2 separate regions of the Homo sapiens genome follow, and region 1 is linked to region 2. The links are chromatin loops, found by intact Hi-C in ENCODE. Cell type or tissue: PC-3. All regions are shown on one strand. Each heading gives the region's core, and the rest is flanking DNA. Links, peaks and the distances in the headings are about the cores only. Region 1 overlaps LINC02981 (long intergenic non-protein coding RNA 2981). Region 2 overlaps LINC02860 (long intergenic non-protein coding RNA 2860).

Region 1 (2,811 bases), core at 67-2,566, 140 kb before region 2:
TGTCCCCTGAATGCATCTCTCATGGTGCCAAGAATAATGTCTTTTACAGAGGAGGTCATCAACAGATATTGATGGAATTAGAGGTTACCTCAGAGAGAGGATATGTGTTTGATCACTTCTTCAAGGTTCTGGAACTCAAGACCATGGTGTTCCAAAAAATGTTCATGTCTGGGATGGGTGTATGAGGTAGGGGGAGTCTCGGAATGCCAGCCATTCTTTCCCACCCATTACTGTGAACCAGAAGGATCTAATACATCTCCATGGGTAATGGTTTGATTCTTGACCAAAGAGGGTGGCACAAACCCAGAAGTGAGTCTTGTGAGAGCAACAGTCGAGCTCATTCAAAGTTCATTTGCAGCATATGCGGGGTGTCCCCACAACCTGGCAAGTCACAATTTAAAAGGAGACAGCAACACAGAAAGAAAGGAGTGAGTTTTACTCAGTGTGGTGCTGGGTGAGCCTGCACACTCGCAGGCCCGCTGCAAGAAAAGCTCTGTGAGTCTGGGATAGAGCTGAGTTCTACATCATCTGCTCATTGGCCAAATTGCAATGGGAAGGAAGGGCTGTTTATTTTCCTCCCAGAACAGGAATTCTCAGAAAATCGATTCTCCCTCATTGACAATGCATACTAAGTGATTGAAAGGCCATTAAACCCATTAATGGGGTGCTCTTTAAATAAAATAAGTCCCTAAAAGGGATCTTAGACTTGGCAAAGTCAGTAGAGCTGACAGTGTGCTGGGCCTGCCCAGGGACTGTAAATATACCAGAACAAATATAGGAGAGCAGGAGGGGGGCATGCAGACAGAGGATAAGGGAGGCAGTGACGACGAATAGCGTGGTGCACAAAGGACAAATGTTGCCAGACAAGCTTAATGGCTTTTATTTTATTTTTGACAGCATTTACAAAATGAGTAAATGAAGGGAAGTTTGCATCTTGATTTCAGTTAAACATTTGGCATTGCATCCCACCAAATTTCATGCACAAAATTAATTCAAATTGTTTTGGATGGAAGTGTGGTCACATGGGTGAAACTTGGCTGGCACTCCCTCCCTGAGCAGCAGGGGGAAGAAGGCGCCCCCTGCTGCGGTCAGCATGGTGGCAGAGCCTTGTTCTAATTCTCATCATAAACTGGGCTCCTCATTCTCTGGCTCCCCCTCTAATAATAATAATGATAATAATAATAATAACTTACATTAATTGATCACATACAAGTTCACGACATTTTATCTTATTAAGATAAAGTTAATCGGCCGGGCGCGGTGGCTCACGCCTGTAATCCCAGCACTTTGGGAGGCCGAGGTGGGCGGATCACGAGGTCAGGAGATCGAGACCATCCTGGCTAACACGGTGAAACACTGTCTCTACTAAAAATACAAAAAAATTAGCCGGGCGTGGTGGCGGGCACCTGTAGTCCCAGCTACTCAGGAGGCTGAGGCAGGAGAATGGCGTGAACCCGGAAGGCAGAGCTTGCAGTGAGCGGAGATCGCACCACTGCACTCCAGCCTGGGTCACAGAGCGAGACTCCGTCTCAAAAAAAAAAAAAAAAAAAAAAAAAAAGTTAACATTTCTCCGTAGTTCTTTTGGCCCCAGACATTTCTCTTTACTCTGTCTTCCTTTTTAAGCAGCTGTGTCGATCACCTCTGGGGACAAATGGGATAGAGTGTAGAGGATGTGGGGTCATGGGCAAATGTTTGGGAGAAACAAGAAAAGGCTTCGCTCCTCAGATGAGAAAGAATTTTTCGTGAGAGGCGATGTGAGCAGACAGGATGGAGGGCGAGGGTGGGGCCGTGCACCTGCTTTCCTAGGCAGAGGGACTGCCTGCAGGTACCACAGCCCAGACAGGGAGTGGCCTGGGGAATCCCCACAGAGACTCCTGCCACCTGCATGGTTCAGAGCCAGAGCAGCCAGGTCCAGATGGACCATTTGGGCAAGAATGTAGACCCTCGGGCAGCGACATTGCAGACTGAGTGGGGTGAGCTGGCTGCCTGCTGTGCCGTCTTTTCATAGAAAATGAGTTGAGTTATGAGAATTTTTTTCTGGCACACCTAAGATTGTGGAGGCATTATTAGCTCAGTGAGTCTGCACCGAAATGCTGTAACGGACAGTTCGGAAAATGGAGGCAAAGGCAGGTAAAGCAGTGGAGCCAGACGGGAACTAACGCAGGAATGCAGGAGCCCCTCTGCTGAGATTCTGCCCACCCCCAAGGGCAGTGAGAGCTTCCTGGTTCTATCCAAGTTACTCTTTCATCGAAGGGAAGGACCACTTGGTAACTATGGTGAATGCAAATAAACAGCCCCTCTGAAGAAGGCACTGATATTCCTGAAGCTCTGTTTCTTTTTCTGGTGCTGCCCCATAAAAAGCTGATCTCATTCCCTCATTCATTGATTCTTTTGTTTATTCAGTGACCTGTGTTGAGAACCTATTATATGTCAGGCGCTGGGCAGACAAGCCTAAGTCAGGCACAGCCTCAGCTCTCCGAGAGCTTGGGTGCTGGTAAGGGTGTACACACACATAGGCAGTTTTTTTTCAGGGTTATTTTTACTTTTTTAAATGTCCTGAACATGCTCCCTTCGTTGATCTATCTCAAATAGCATTTAACTAAATCTTTTTTTTTTTTTTTTGAGACGTAGTCTCACTCTGTCGCCCAGGCCAGAGTGCAGTGGCGAGATCTCGACTCACTGCAAGCTCTGCCTTCCGAGTTCACGCCATTCTTCTGCCTCAGCCTCCTGCGTAGCTGGGACTACAGGCGCCGGCCACCACGCCCAGCTAATTTTTTGTATTTTTAGTAGAGACGGGGTTTCACTGTGTTA
Region 2 (2,811 bases), core at 230-2,729:
GACTCGAATTGCTATGGCTGGGAATGACTGGATTAAAAGCAATGGAAACAATCGTTTCTCGGCTTGGTTTTTCTTGAATTAGCAGGAGCACATTTCAAGTATATTTAATAGAAAAGAAAAACTGGGCCAGGCGCCGTGGCTCATGCCTGTAATCCCAGCACTTTAAGAAGCCGAGGTGGATGGATCACCTGAAGTCAGGAGTTCAAGACCAGCCTGGCCAACATGGTGAAACCCCATCTCTACTAAAAAAACCAAAAATTAGTCGGGTGTGGTAGCAGGTGCCTGTAATGCCAGTTACTCAGGAGGCTGAGGCAGGAAAATCGCTTGAACCCGATAGGCCGAGGTTGCAGTGAGCCGAGATCGTGCCACTGCAACTCCAGCCTGGGTGACAAGAGCAAAACTCTGTCTCAAAAAAAAAAAAAAAGAAAGAAAGAAAGAAAAACTGACCAGGTGTTAAGACAATGCAGATGCATGTCATGCTTCTTTCTGCACTCAGGCAAGGAAGGCTGAATTACCCTTTCCATCTCCCCTCACCTGCCTCTGCTGGTTAGTTTTTTCTCTCTCAGTTTCCCATTGTCAGAGAGCCCTTCTCTGACCATATTTGATCACATTTCTTGGCTTGCATTTCTTCAGTGGACTTATCTGAAGGAATCTTTTCTGTTACATGCTGGTGTGTGCACTTGTCATTTGCCTCCCCCACCCTCAGTGAGGAAGCTCCCTGGGGGCAGAAACAAGCCTGGGTTCCTCATGTCCTGCATGGAGCACAGGCCTGGTATGTGGTGGGGGCCACTTAACATCTGAAGAATGAATTATTATCCACACTGGGAGAACACGAGCTTGAAGCATAGCAGGCCTTTCTAGTGTCTATACAGACCACAGACCACATCGTTTTGAGCAAACAGCTTTAAAAGGATCATCTGAATATCTTATGCACGAGCTTTACTCAAAGACCAGTGTTTTTAGGGGTGAAAGAACCTGGGAGATCAGTTGCGCCAACCCTTAACCTTACAGAGGAGGAAACTTAGTCTCACGGGGATCAAGAGGCTGGCCCAAGGTCGTTCTGCGCTGTGCAGTAGCAGAAGTACCCCCGGAACTAGGGCTACTGGCAGTCTGATGGCTCAGGGCACCTTCTCATACCCTGGATTCTGTCTCCAAAGACATGCTCTGCAGACAAGCTCTTCTAGCATGGCTTGACTTTCACATTCTGGTCTGAAGTGTTTTTCCTATAATTTTCCCATCTTTGGAAATTATGTTTATGGGACATCTGGGCAAAAGAATTGGTTCTCAATTCATAACAGATAAGGTTTACATTTTTTATTAATGGAATTAGAACTTCAGAGAAACTTTATAACTGCACTACTAACCAACCATACTTAGATTTTATATTAACCCTAGATTACTCACCTAGTAACTTTATACACTTGGAAGAAACGCAACACTTGGAATTAGAAACAGTGAACAGAAGGACACATGTTCAGTCTGAGGCCCAGTTTTTCTGAAGTTGTAAAATCCTGCTGTTATTTAGTGGTTTCTGTGAAACAGAACTGATGTATTGCATATTTTCTTTCAAAAAATAAAGTGGAATTAATCTCTTTCATTTTAAGGCATGCAAGCACTCCTTGAATTACGTAGAGATGACTCAGAGTATGAACTGCCAGGCTAAGAGTCACTGAATTAAGAAGCTAAAAACTAGTAGGTAAGACCTTGTATGTATCAGCCCACATTCAGCCATGACTTTTAGCATAACTTATAGAGTGATTTGTATCTCTTAAATAAATAGATAGGGATAGATTTTAAAGGGGTCAAGAAAAAAAGCCTATTCTGAAAATATTGATGCATCCTGCTGTTTGCAGAAAACAAGGGAAAGGGTCTGTCTAGTGTCCTAGGCATTAGCATTCATAGCAAATAAAATTGTCTACTAAAATAAAGTATCTTTGCTCTAAATGTCATCTGCATATCAACAGTTCCGAATAAATTTAATAGGAAAAGTAAAAAGCATGGCTTATTAATATGGGGCAGAATCTTTGGAAAAGAGGAAATATGTAAAGCTTTCAACAGCCATTCAACATCAAATCAATATCCCATTTTCTTAGTGATTAATTCAAAATGAGCATCAGCTCTTAATGTTTTCACTGATATATTAGCTCAATCTTTTATTTACTCTCTATACTTCCAATACAGGATAATTTTAGTGTCAGTTGATCATCTTACTGATATTTCCTGTACTATGGTCAGTGGAACACACACAGATGGAAAAAAATGGTTTTAGGTATCTCAAAATCAGAATACAGAATTATTTTGTTCATTCTTTCAGGCTAATAAGCGATGACAGGTATTCAAAGAATCAAACTGTCAGCACTGTGACTCCCACTGTTGTTGGCATCATAATCTGTTTCTTAGTAACACTTGGTCTGAGTAGCCGTAATAGAATTAATTATACTTCATTTTGCTGCCTTTAACAGTATTGACCAAATTTAAGAACAAATGAGAAGTGCTTATCAAGCTTGAAGAAAATAATCCATCAGTGGCACAATTTAAATTCTCTGCCGTTCTCTTATTAATCAAAGTAACACTTACTATCCTATCTCCACTTCCCATTAACAGTCATTAAGCCCTGCTGCTGATTGAAGCAATTTCTTTAGGGATCTCAACCTCATTTTTAAGAGAACCTTCTTCAGTGCAAAACAATATATAAATGTGGTAACTTAAAAGAGAGGAAAAAGGTTCTTCAATCATGTTCTGACCTTGATATTTTTCAATGGTGTAAGTTCAAGAAAGTATACAACTGGATTAGAAACTTCAGGCAGTGGA

What was found. A loop is a pair of places that touch in the nucleus more often than their neighbours do. Peaks named below come from ENCODE experiments on the same cell type or tissue, not always from the same donor. Only the 100,000 strongest peaks of a DNase experiment are listed, where the experiment ranks them.
Region 1: it touches region 2 in a loop (4-fold over the local background); 4 of 110 quality-filtered maps call a loop at or near these places.

Annotation. Positions count from the first base shown.
Region 1 is chr7:26,506,797-26,509,607 of GRCh38, forward strand. The region is part of intron 4 of LINC02981 (long intergenic non-protein coding RNA 2981); the gene reads left to right. Among named protein-coding and RNA genes, the nearest start is that of KIAA0087, 31 kb to the right of the region's middle. RefSeq lists enhancers at 1,447-1,947, 1,948-2,448. In PC-3, for the core only: a CTCF peak has its summit at 1,035; a DNase peak (open chromatin) is centred at 2,405; H3K4me3 peaks cover 939 bases; H3K27ac peaks cover 726 bases.
Region 2 is chr7:26,647,222-26,650,032 of GRCh38, forward strand. LINC02860 (long intergenic non-protein coding RNA 2860) reads left to right here. Exons shown (of 4, transcript NR_161202.1): 4 at 1-51. Among named protein-coding and RNA genes, the nearest start is that of LINC02860, 11 kb to the left of the region's middle. In PC-3, for the core only: no CTCF peak of the experiment used is centred there; a DNase peak (open chromatin) is centred at 1,660; H3K4me3 peaks cover 461 bases; H3K27ac peaks cover 1,457 bases.